Regions from separate parts of the Mus musculus genome. Here region 2 is linked to region 1. Evidence: chromatin loops called from intact Hi-C (ENCODE). Cell type or tissue: left cerebral cortex. All regions are shown on one strand. Each heading gives the region's core, and the rest is flanking DNA. Links, peaks and the distances in the headings are about the cores only.

Evidence for each region. Hi-C counts contacts between places; a loop is a spot of excess contacts. Peaks named below come from ENCODE experiments on the same cell type or tissue, not always from the same donor. Only the 100,000 strongest peaks of a DNase experiment are listed, where the experiment ranks them.
Region 2: a loop joins it to region 1, with 2.7 times the contacts of the local background. A loop is called at or near these places in 2 of 42 quality-filtered maps.

Annotation. Positions count from the first base shown.
Region 1 is chr6:50,542,568-50,547,947 of GRCm38, reverse strand. It overlaps Gm38806 (a long non-coding RNA gene), which reads right to left. Exons shown (of 3, transcript XR_869064.2): 3 at 4,970-5,212. Among named protein-coding and RNA genes, the nearest start is that of Gm38806, 4.5 kb to the right of the region's middle. In left cerebral cortex, for the core only: a CTCF peak has its summit at 2,314 (motif pointing right); DNase peaks (open chromatin) are centred at 1,213 and 2,341.
Region 2 is chr6:50,212,817-50,218,196 of GRCm38, reverse strand. It overlaps Gsdme (gasdermin E), which reads left to right. Exons shown (of 10, transcript NM_018769.4): 9 at 1,774-1,847. Among named protein-coding and RNA genes, the nearest start is that of Gsdme, 46 kb to the left of the region's middle. In left cerebral cortex, for the core only: no CTCF peak of the experiment used is centred there; DNase peaks (open chromatin) are centred at 2,736 and 2,934.

The sequences.
Region 1 (5,380 bases), core at 201-5,200:
GTTGTGAGAGTTCCTTTGTGATTGGGTTACCTCACTCAGGATGATGCCCTCCAGGTCCATCCATTTGGCTAGGAATTTCATAAATTCATTCTTTTTAATAGCTGAGTAGTACTCCATTGTGTAAATGTACCACATTTTCTGTATCCATTCCTCTGTTGAGGGGCATCTGGGTTCTTTCCAGCTTCTGGCTATTATAAATAAGGCTGCTATGAACATAGTGGAGCATGTGTCCTTCTTACTGGTTGGGGCATCTTCTGGATATATGCCCAGAAGAGATATTGCTGGATCTTCCGGTAGTACTATGTCCAATTTTCTGAGGAACCGCCAGATTGATTTCCAGAGTGGTTGTACAAGCTTGCAATCAGGAAGGGGATTTTGAACCAAATTGCTTCATAGGTAGCAAGGTCCTCATACCTGTTCTAATCAATAGCAAACTCTTTCTCAAAACCAGCCTATGGCCCACTTCCCTTGGCTAGGACTCTCGGGCACTCTCTCCTAAGCAGCAGCCCATGGAGTTTTGGGGCCTTCTGAGTGACATAATCAACAAAAGCTTTCCTGGAGGTTCCAGCTACTGGTGGTGATTCCCGCTATCTGAAGGGAGAATCGGAAGAGTTGTATGACCGTGTATGATCTTGTATGACTGTGTATGATCTCGAATCCTGTTCAGCAAATCCTGGGTACTTATTCGGGACTTAACATTGAGCAAAGGCATAAATGCCCTGTTGTTTTGTTGTCAGCCATTGTGAGACTGTGGAAGTTGTGATTCTCTCTTTCCTCACAGTTGGTTCCCTGCCTTTGACTGAAAACCCTCCCTTTGTTTGTTTCCCAGTGGTGGTTAGAACTGTGGAAGTTTGGTTTTAGATGATGGCTCACCAGAATGTGTTCTCCCTCCTCTCAGAGTCTTCCAGGGCCACACCTTTACGTAACCAAGTGACTCGTGCCATCCTGATTCGGCCTGTGTGTGCTATATTTGCCTTATATCTTTCCATAGATTCTAAGCAAGCCAGTACACTGCATACTTCACACAGGTTATCTCACTTAGTCCTCCTAACAGCCCTACCAGTTAGGTATTGGTACTGTTTTACAGCTTGGAAATCAGAGCTTGAGAAGGTAAATAGTGGCCAGGTTTGTAGAGTATGGGCACAGAGGCTTAAGGCTGATGTTGGTGTCCATGGATTTTGGACCCATCTCCGATGAGTCATTCCCAGCTTCGTGGAGGACACATATCACTTGGGGAACACATAAGAGTAAAATCTGTGCCTACCTCTTGTCCACTGCCTCCTGCAGTGCCTATTTTGTCTAAGGCAAGTGACTAACTGGGTTCTCTCTGGTTACATAAGCCATCAACATCCATAACATATATTTTATAATAATTTATTTTTTATTCACTTTATATCCCAATCACAGCTCCCCTCCTCTCTTTTCAGTCTCACTCTTACAAATCCCTCCCCCCATTGCTTCTTACCCCTTTCCTCAGAGATGGGGAGCCCCCCTTGGGTACCACTCTACCCTGGGACATCCAGTCCCAGCAGGACTAGGCACATCCTCTCCCAATGAGGCCCAACGGGGCAGCCCAGGTAGGGGAAGGGGATCCAATGGCAGGGAACAGAGACGGAGACTCCCCCCACTGCACTTGTTAGGGGGCCCATATGAAGACCAAGCTGAACATTTGCTACGAATGTGTGGGATGGTCTAGGCCAAGCCCCTGCCTGCTCCCTGGCTAGTGACAGTCTCTGTGAGTCCACATGGTCCCAGGTTAGTTGACTCTGTAGGTCTTCTCCAGCAGCATATTTTTAAAGGTGTATTTTATTTTTTACATTATGTGTGTGAGTTGCACGGGAGCAGGGGGCTGCACATGGTTGCAGGTGTCTGTGGAATCCAGAGACATTCGGTCCTCCTTGGAAATCTATAAAGTATATTTAACCTTAGACCATTATCATAATGCATAAGGACCTGGGCACTCCAGAAGGAATAAACAAAGAAAGGTCAAGTGTTGGAGAGAGTAAGGTTAAAGAAAAAAGAGAATTTTGTGGGTTTGTCACCCGGAAGCTGGATATCTGAACACGTGATTCTGAGGGTGACAGTAACCTTTGGAAACTAGAGGCCAAATCCCCACCCTTCCGGTAACAGTAACAGTGCTTGGTTCTCTGTGGTCACACGGGGTGAAGACTGACAGACGTGTTTGACTTAATGCTCTACGATGTCTTTGCAAAGTAACTGATTAAAAAAAAAAACTAATAAAATGAAAATTGAAATCTCAAAACAAAACAAAAATCCCTTGGAAGTCATAGAAAGCCCCTGTGCTTGGCCTCCTAGTGAACACAAGAGGGCGCTAGGCTCACATGATTCACTGGCTGCCTATGAACACACTAGACACATTACTTAAAAGGCATTTCTTAAACGTTGCACGTGCTGAACCAACAGATTGCTTCACACTGTAATCTCCACCCCTTGTGTAGTAACTGTCATCTCAGTTAATTTTATGGGTCTCAAAGGCTTGCCCGTCCATAGAATGAGGAATTATATACCTAAAAACAAAACCCAGAAGTTTTGTCAGGTATGAGGATCTGAAAGAAGAGTTGCAAAAGCAACTTTTTTCTGGTGAAACCTCCCAACAGCTTAAGAGGAAGGGGCTTTGGCGAAGATTTCAAGTGTTATAATTCTGTAGGACACACGCTGTCTGAGCTGGACATCGCTAACCCTTCTAACTCCCCAGCTGGTTCCAGACTCACAAAGCTCACTCCCATGATTCCTCAGCTTCTCACGGGGGCGGGGCTGTCTGTGTCAATGTCAAGGAGCATTGGGGGGGGGGGGGGGTCTAACTAATAATTCTGTTTTTTTGTGGTACAATAAAGAAGAAAATCGGATAAATAAACACATGGTGGTAGCTACAGTTCTTATTTTAGGAAAGTTATTAGACAGAGGAGTGTTACATACCATTCAGATTTTACATCGTTATCTGGAGAAGGCATTAAAATGAAAAGGGTAGAGCTGGGGAACAATGGAAATTAGGGTTTTGCCATGAGTTTGAGACGGGGGTTGTTTGTAGGAGTGGACACTGGCAATGAAGGACAGACAGGCCTGATTTGTTACACAGGAAGGATCAGAGATGAAGATGCTGGGTTAGGACCCACTGGCAAGGAGAACTTTGACATGGATGTACTCACTAAGAATAGAACATTAGTACTCTTCTAGTTGCTATGACAGGACACCTGACAAAAGCATCTTAAGGAAGGTGGGGTTTACAGTTTGAGGGCACAGTATATTCCAGCAGCGGCGGGGTGGGGGGCCAGTTGCTTGCATGGTACCTGGAGTCAGGAAGCAGCGATGGATGGGGGCACTCACCTTGCTTTCCCCAACCCCTGGTAGAATGGCACACACATCTAGGGTGGGTCTTCCCTCCTTGGTCAACCCCATCCTCACGGAATCACAGACTCACCTAGGATCTTGTCTCTTCAGTGGCTCAAGATCGTGTCAACTTGACAGTGAGTGTTAACCATCAGATGAGGTCAGCATAGAGAAAGAAGGTTTGAGGGACAGCCTTACGGGCCTAGAAAGTCTCAAGAGGGACAGGTGTATCCGATACCACACCACTGTCTAGGGAAGACAGCAATCCTAGTGTTACATACTGCAGAGAGAAACATGACAAGCACCAGAAGTTGTAACCAGAGAAACCTCTGGCTACATTCAAGAGAGTATGCTCCAGCAGGAAAACCTAAGAGTGTTCCGGTGGATAGACTTGAACACCTTCTCGCAGCAGAAGCAGGATGCCAGGCTGGAAACTAAGTTGAAAGGATCAACATGACACTCACTGTTCCTTTTCTGTCACTGCTATAGCAAATCATCACGGGTCAGTGGCTTAAAGAAAAATAGGCCAGATGTGAGTTCTGTAGAAGCCCAACACAAGTCTCAATAAACTCCAATCAAGGTATCTGCAATATTTTAAAATAATGGCTACTAGCTATATTCTAGGACAGAGCCTCCAGATGCAACCTGGAGTTTGCAGGGAATACTGGGGTCAGAGGAACACAAGAAGTCATTCTTAAAGATGTAATGAGCAAAATGCAAACTATAGAAAGCTGTTCTAGACAAATGGCTCACTCCCTTAAAACACTGTGAGCAAAAGCAAAATGCAGACGAGTCACAGTTGGAAGACTTAGAACGGCATCAGCCAATTGCAATGTATTGATTTGGTCTGCATCTTAATTCAAACAAACGTAAAAATGTACAAGGCAATTCGGGAAATTGAAGCAGGGACTGAATACTTGATGGTATTAAGAATGTTTGATTGCCTTAGGTGTTACAATGAAATGATTACAGATTAAGCCACATGGTGTCAGGATTTTAGTAGAGTAAGCTAGGGGCAGAACCAGGGTTACATGGGAGAAGACAGGATGCAAGGCTGACCAAGCTGATAGTGTGGTCCCCAGGTGATGGAGATATTCGCTTTTCTGCTTCTTTAATCTTTATAAGTTTGTATAATTAAAAGACTATCATAAAACATGGCTCAGGCAGTATGCATACTCCTTTCTTTTCTTTTTTTTGAAATAACATCTTATGTTTTCCAGGTTGGCCATGAACTTCTGATATAGCTGAGAATGGTCGTGAACTGAATCATCTGGCCTCCACTCCCCCAGTGCTTGGACGACAACTCTGCACGACCCAGTTTGTCCATCCTTCCATCCTCCCTTCCTTCCTTCCTAAAAAATTTGGTTAAAATATGGAGGAAAGAAAGATGAAAGTATGTGTCCTTAAAATAATTTTAAAGTATCTAACCACATTAACAAGAAATGCAAATAAACATAGAAAAGAAGTGGAGAGATGTGATTGGTGTATTTTATTTTTTTTAATTTTTCTTTATAACTATTACCAAGTGTCGTTCATAGCACAGGAGCATTCTTCTAAATGCTTTAAAATATTGCTCAACAGATGGATAAGTGAAACCTGTTACACATACAATCAGATGTTATTCTGTTTCACAAAAGAAGAGTGTTTTATTTTCGTAACAAAAATCCCACAAGAGCAACTTAAGGAAAGGGTTACTTGAGTTAACCAGGACAGGAGATACAGTGCATCAAAACAAAGAAGAAATGGGAGAGGCAGCAGGAAGTGGCTGGTCATATGGTGTCCACAGCCAGGAAGCAGAAAGTGACTGGTCACATGGTGTCCATAGCTAGGAAGCAGGAAGTGGCTGGTCACATGGTGTCCACAGCTAGGAAGCAGGAAATGGCTGGTCACATGGTGTCCAAAGCCAGGAAACAGAGAGTGACTGTTCACATTGTGCCTAGTTCAGCATAGCCCTGGTAGGGGTAGAATGACATGGTTCCTGCCCCTGAGACGGGGCCAGCAGGATTCTCTGCCTAGTACATAGACAGTGTTT
Region 2 (5,380 bases), core at 190-5,189, 330 kb after region 1:
TGCAGGGAAAGCTTTAGGTGTAGCCAGGGTCTGCATCAAGCCTGCCCTTTCCTTCTAAGCCATGCAGTGTCTGCATCAAGCCTGCCCTTTCCTTCTAAGCCATGCAGTGTCTGCATCAAGCCTGCCCTTTCCTTCTAAGCCGTAGTTTCATTGCAGCTGCTGCAGCAGAGGATGGCTCATTTAAAGCTCTTTTGGTAGTATCCTGGTGAATCCTAGGGAAAGTGCTAGAATAGAAAGTGGTCCTCTTGGGCCCTATCAGTGGCTTTAACCTGTTTAGCTGCTTCCAGCCCTGCAGTCTCTGGTCTCCTGGAAAACTTCCCCTGCCTGTGTGATGGCAAGCAAACCCCAGGTTTCACCATAGAACCTCATTTGTAACTGAACAGCCTTTTCCAGACTCACTGGGCAGACTTACACCATCTCTCAGGCAGTTAGGGGAGGGCACAGCATGTCTGGCCTATGACAAGCATCAGGGTGAGAGCTTTCTCTGTGCTATGCTCAGAGTTCTGGGTAAACATCTCTAGAGATGAGGGATGCAGGAGAGGCACTCTGGAGGGTGAAGGGTGGAACTGTAGGTGTGATAGTGCTTGCCTGACATGACATGCGCTTCTCAGTCCTGTGCTTTCTATTGTCATCTTCCTGGAGTAGGGTGAGGGCCTCCTTTGGAACACAGGAAACTCAGATTTCTTAGAGGCAGGTGCACGACCACATTGGAAGGATCTGTTGCGGTTCTCTGGTGGGATTACTTACGGGGCTGCCTCTTCCCTCATGTCCTTTTGTCCTCTCTGGGTCACAGCCTCAGTGACATGTCATCTATAAGACATGAGCGCATGAGTGGTCACTATGCTCTGTGACTTAGCAGCTCCAAGGGGAGTTCTGTTTTACACTGGAAGATAGTTAATAAAAGCCTGCATGGCACTGATTTTCATTTCTTCTGGCAGGGTGGGGAGTTGGCAGGGCCCTCTCACGATACTGCCCCAGCTGTGTCCTGTCACTGACAAAGGGACTGGTGGCATGGTGGAACCCTTCATGTTCGTGCAGTGGCCTGACATGTGCTCCTAAATACTCTGTAATGGGCCAAATGAACAGAAAAAAAAACAGGCTCTTAGAGGTACACCCAGAGTATTTTGTGTGTCACCACACATGCCTATAAATTCCAATACTAGGGAGAAGCAGAATAATTGCATTCAAGGCTATTCTGGGTTTTGTAGCAAGAATATGCCCCAGAAACTCAGAAACAAAACATTCCAGCCTGGTTACCTAGAAGGGCTCTAACCACTCTATAAGAGAGTTTTGAGCCAATTATCCTTTCCCAGAATCCATGCCCTTCCTTCTGACCAGCAAATTCAATGTCACCGAACATGCTCTAGGGACTGGATTCCCATGAGACCCCACAGAGAACCAGCATTGCCTTCAAATGTGACCGCACTCTTGTTTTTAAGACAGTCTGTGTAGCTCTGGCTGACCTGGAATGCTCAGAGATTGTATTTCTGCCTCCCAAGTGCTAGAATTAAGGGGATGCTACACACCTGGCCTGAGCACACATTTACTTTTTCTAATTGGTGGTAGCAAGCTACTGAAATATAAACTAGGCATCACCTAGGTAGGGCTGGCTGCACTGCTCTTTCCTTGTAACACAAGGGCTCACTGCATAGCTCAGGCTGGTCCTTTTGCCTAACCTCTCAAATGATGAGATTACAAGCATGCATCACTGTGCCTGGCTTCTGCAAACTTGTTTTTGACAGTGAAAATGACCTGAATGCATGTCATCTACAGAAATGCCTGATAATGCCACAGTTTTCCTGGGGACTTGCTGCAAACTCCATGTTATTTCTTCGCTGTGCTGCTTGGTAAGGAACCTTCGGATGGGACAGTGGGGTGGAAAGGAATGGGGAGGAGGGATAGGTGCTGGCCAGCTGGTAAGAGCTCTAGTCTCTCAGCTTGAGACGGTGTAAGCAGGTGTCAGCACTAGCACATGGGTACTTGGGAGCTCTGAGGTCCAAAGCTCAAGGAACTGGCTAGCAAAGAAGCTTGGTCTACAGATTCCAGATTTTCCCAGTTTGGAGACAACTGGCATAGCTTGGCCCAGCCAGGCCCAGCAACCGTTGTTGATCACTGTAGTTGTGTGGAATGATTTGAAGGTGCTTTGTGTCACACTTGCCAGGAAGAACTCAGGCCTGCTTTGCCTGGAGGAGACATAGCTTTTCTCTTAAAATATCAGTATAGCTTGGTGCTCTCTGGAAACGGCACTACAAGAGCAAGTGATCAGTAATGAGTCTAGCCCCAGCGTGGACCTAAGTTCCCAAGTTAGAGAGAGGGCAATTAATTAGTAGAGGAACCAGCAACAGGCTATCCCATTACCCAGCTAGTCTCACACAACCTGTGTTTGGGGAAAGGCACACCTGGGTCACTTATTTTAAGGTCTGGTATAGGACCAGGGTCCACTACTATCCCATAGCACTAAGCTGGCCATGCACGGACCACCTAGACAGGACCTACATATGTTCTGTATGTCCTCTGGGAACACCAAACCATATAGGTTGTCTTGGATGTTGTTCTGTATGGAGGAGGTATCAGAAGCTAAGACCACTAGGTACTGATCACACAGCTGGCCAGATTCCATCCAAACTGACCACAGACTCTGTGTCCTCAGGGACAATCAACTATTTGGAGGCATGCCAGCCTATCTGAGAGCAGCTGAGGGTGATGGCTGCTAGTTTGATTATAGAAATGATGTAATTGTCCTAATTGTATGCAGTGATGAGCAAAACAGCTCTGGTCTCTCTCGCAGCACTGAGTGCTCAGCACTTCCAGTCTATTTCTTGAGTATTTAGGGAACAATTAAAGCTATTCAGGAAGTATATAAAGAAGAAACGTGTGCTAAGGGAATCAGGCCCTAATGAACTCACACTACAGTCAGTTCTGGTTCTGACCTTGGCTGCTGTTCCATAACCAGGCAGGAACCAGACTTGGAGTTCCAGAATGGACTGGCAGAGTCCTGCCTGCCTTTCCACTGGCTGCCTCCAGATGCACTAGCCTGTCTTTGGAGGCTGTTCAACAAAGACAAATCCTGTTTCTTTAAAAGATCTTCCTAGGTGCCCTTAGGCAATCCAGGTAAAGTCTACAAATTGGCTTGCTGTTCTCTTAAAAGAGCCAGGCTCCTGCAGGCATGGGGTATTAAATACTTCTTCAAGCAACTGACTTAAAAGAGGATGCCCAATCTACTTGCACTTCTGTTTGAAAGCCCGGGTAACTCTGAAGAGTCTTCCTGATGGGTTCTGGGTGAAGGGTCAGATTTGTTAACCATTTACTGTGAACTGGTAGAAAAATCAGTAGAAAAATCTAGAAAATATTCCAAGTCAGGAATTGCAGAGGCAAAGGTTCTTGGAGCTGGAAACACAATTAACAAATGATAGTACCTACACTTGAGTTCCTTCAAATATTCAAGAAACTCTAATATTGCTGTTTACATTAATAAGCAAAACAACCAGAGGATGGCAGTGGTAGTGTATGTGTGCCCACCACAGAGCAAAGGGAAAAACCTTATATTTTGCAGAACTCTTGAAATTAGAAGAAAAAAAATTGTCTAGAATTCTGAACAATGAGGGGGAGCACCTGTTGTATGTCCCCTGCCCTTCACCAAGCCTGGTACTACCCTGGGAAAAAGAACAGAAAATGGCAGCAGACCTCCTCCTCTTGTAAGCCAGTGACTGCAACTGCAATTGTAACATAGCTTTATGTCTGAAGAACTAGCTTGTGTAAACAGGACTCTAAAGGGAGTGGACACCTGACTTGGGCCTCCCATAATCAGCAGGACTCTTGCCTTGTCAGAAACCTTGGGTCTCGTGCCCACATTAGGTGGAAGGCAGCGCCATCAGAATTCTACCACTTCAGGCTCAGAAGTAGCATAGCCATATACATGGGAGCAGATCTCCTCACCTTACAACCTTGAGGCTGTGGGATGTAGCTGCACTCTAAAATTCCAGCCTCACTTGCACATATCTAACAGGAGCTCACCAATTCCCAGGCAGGTCTGACAATTCCAGGAATCTGGTGGTCAGGGACCCCACTGCCAGTGACACCTGTACCTACCCACAGAGGGAACGAGGGAGCTTTTCCTGTCTACAGTCTCAGCCGCACCCAGGCTTGTAGTTCAGATCACGTCTATGATCTTCAGGTCCATGGCAAATGATGCCATAGGTCTTAGCCTCCCCATTACTTACTCTTTGCATGACCTAGGTATGTTTCCACCTTGGTTTGCAGCCTCAGACCCCAGACATCAAAGGGCAAGCCTACATACTACTCATATTAACCTAGTAGCACAAAGAGAAATTCTCCCCTGTGCCCTGCTCCTCCAAGCATGGAAACCAGAACTACTGAGATAACCCAAGGAACTTGTCTTCCATAGTCCACAGACTGGGTTAGGGCTTTTGGTACTGAGTAAAACTTGTGCTTATCTCTTGGGTTCTGGGGAAGGTACTGTCTGGATATCACACCTCCATAAAAGTAGCTAAACCCCAGCAACTTTATCCCCATGGACTAGGGAAGTGCTCTTTCATGTTTCAATTCCTTAAATCCTATGGTTATCAGAAGTGTTCATCTGGCAAGACCTGGGGAATGGGTCTGGTTCTATCCTGTGGCTTAAGAATTGTGGGTATTGGTGCTACAGACCCTAGCATCTCCCACAACTCTTAGTGTGATCTACGCTTACCTGCACAGACCTAGGGATAACTGCACCTCATACTAATGATTCCATAGCAGCTGAATACACTCTTGGAAGCCTATGTTTACTGCAAAGCCCTACCTCAAGAAATTACTGTAGACAGGATAATTGATGTTCTCGTAGACCCTCATGATAGGAACCAAGTAAGGTACCCCACAGGGCTGCTCCTTTGAGCTCATGTGTAACTACAACCCGAGCATCTATCCAATTGACATTTGAACAAACAAAAATTCCTACAGAAAATGCCTCAAAATACTGGATGTTCCACAGATGTACAGGATATAGAGAACAAGCCAGCTCCAAAGAGAATAGCTATTCTCTAAAAATAATCTCTGAGAAGGAAGTTTGAAGAGTTCATAGTAATGATCCCAAGGAAATGGAATGAGATCCAAGAGAATATAAACAAAATTCTACAAAGAGGCAAGAAAAAGCAGTTCAGGATATAAGTGAGAAAATCAGAGTTAAAAATCTGAGTTTAAAAAGCCCAAAAGCTCACATTCTGGAGCTCACATATCAAGCCAAGGAAAGAACATCCACAAGCTCTGACATACGGCCACGAGCAGCCTGAGGACAGCAGAACTTAAGGGTAATGTGTCCAGTTACCCAAGGAAGACAGGGGGCTGCTTAGCTTCGTGAAGAAATAATAGCTGAAGAGTTTTC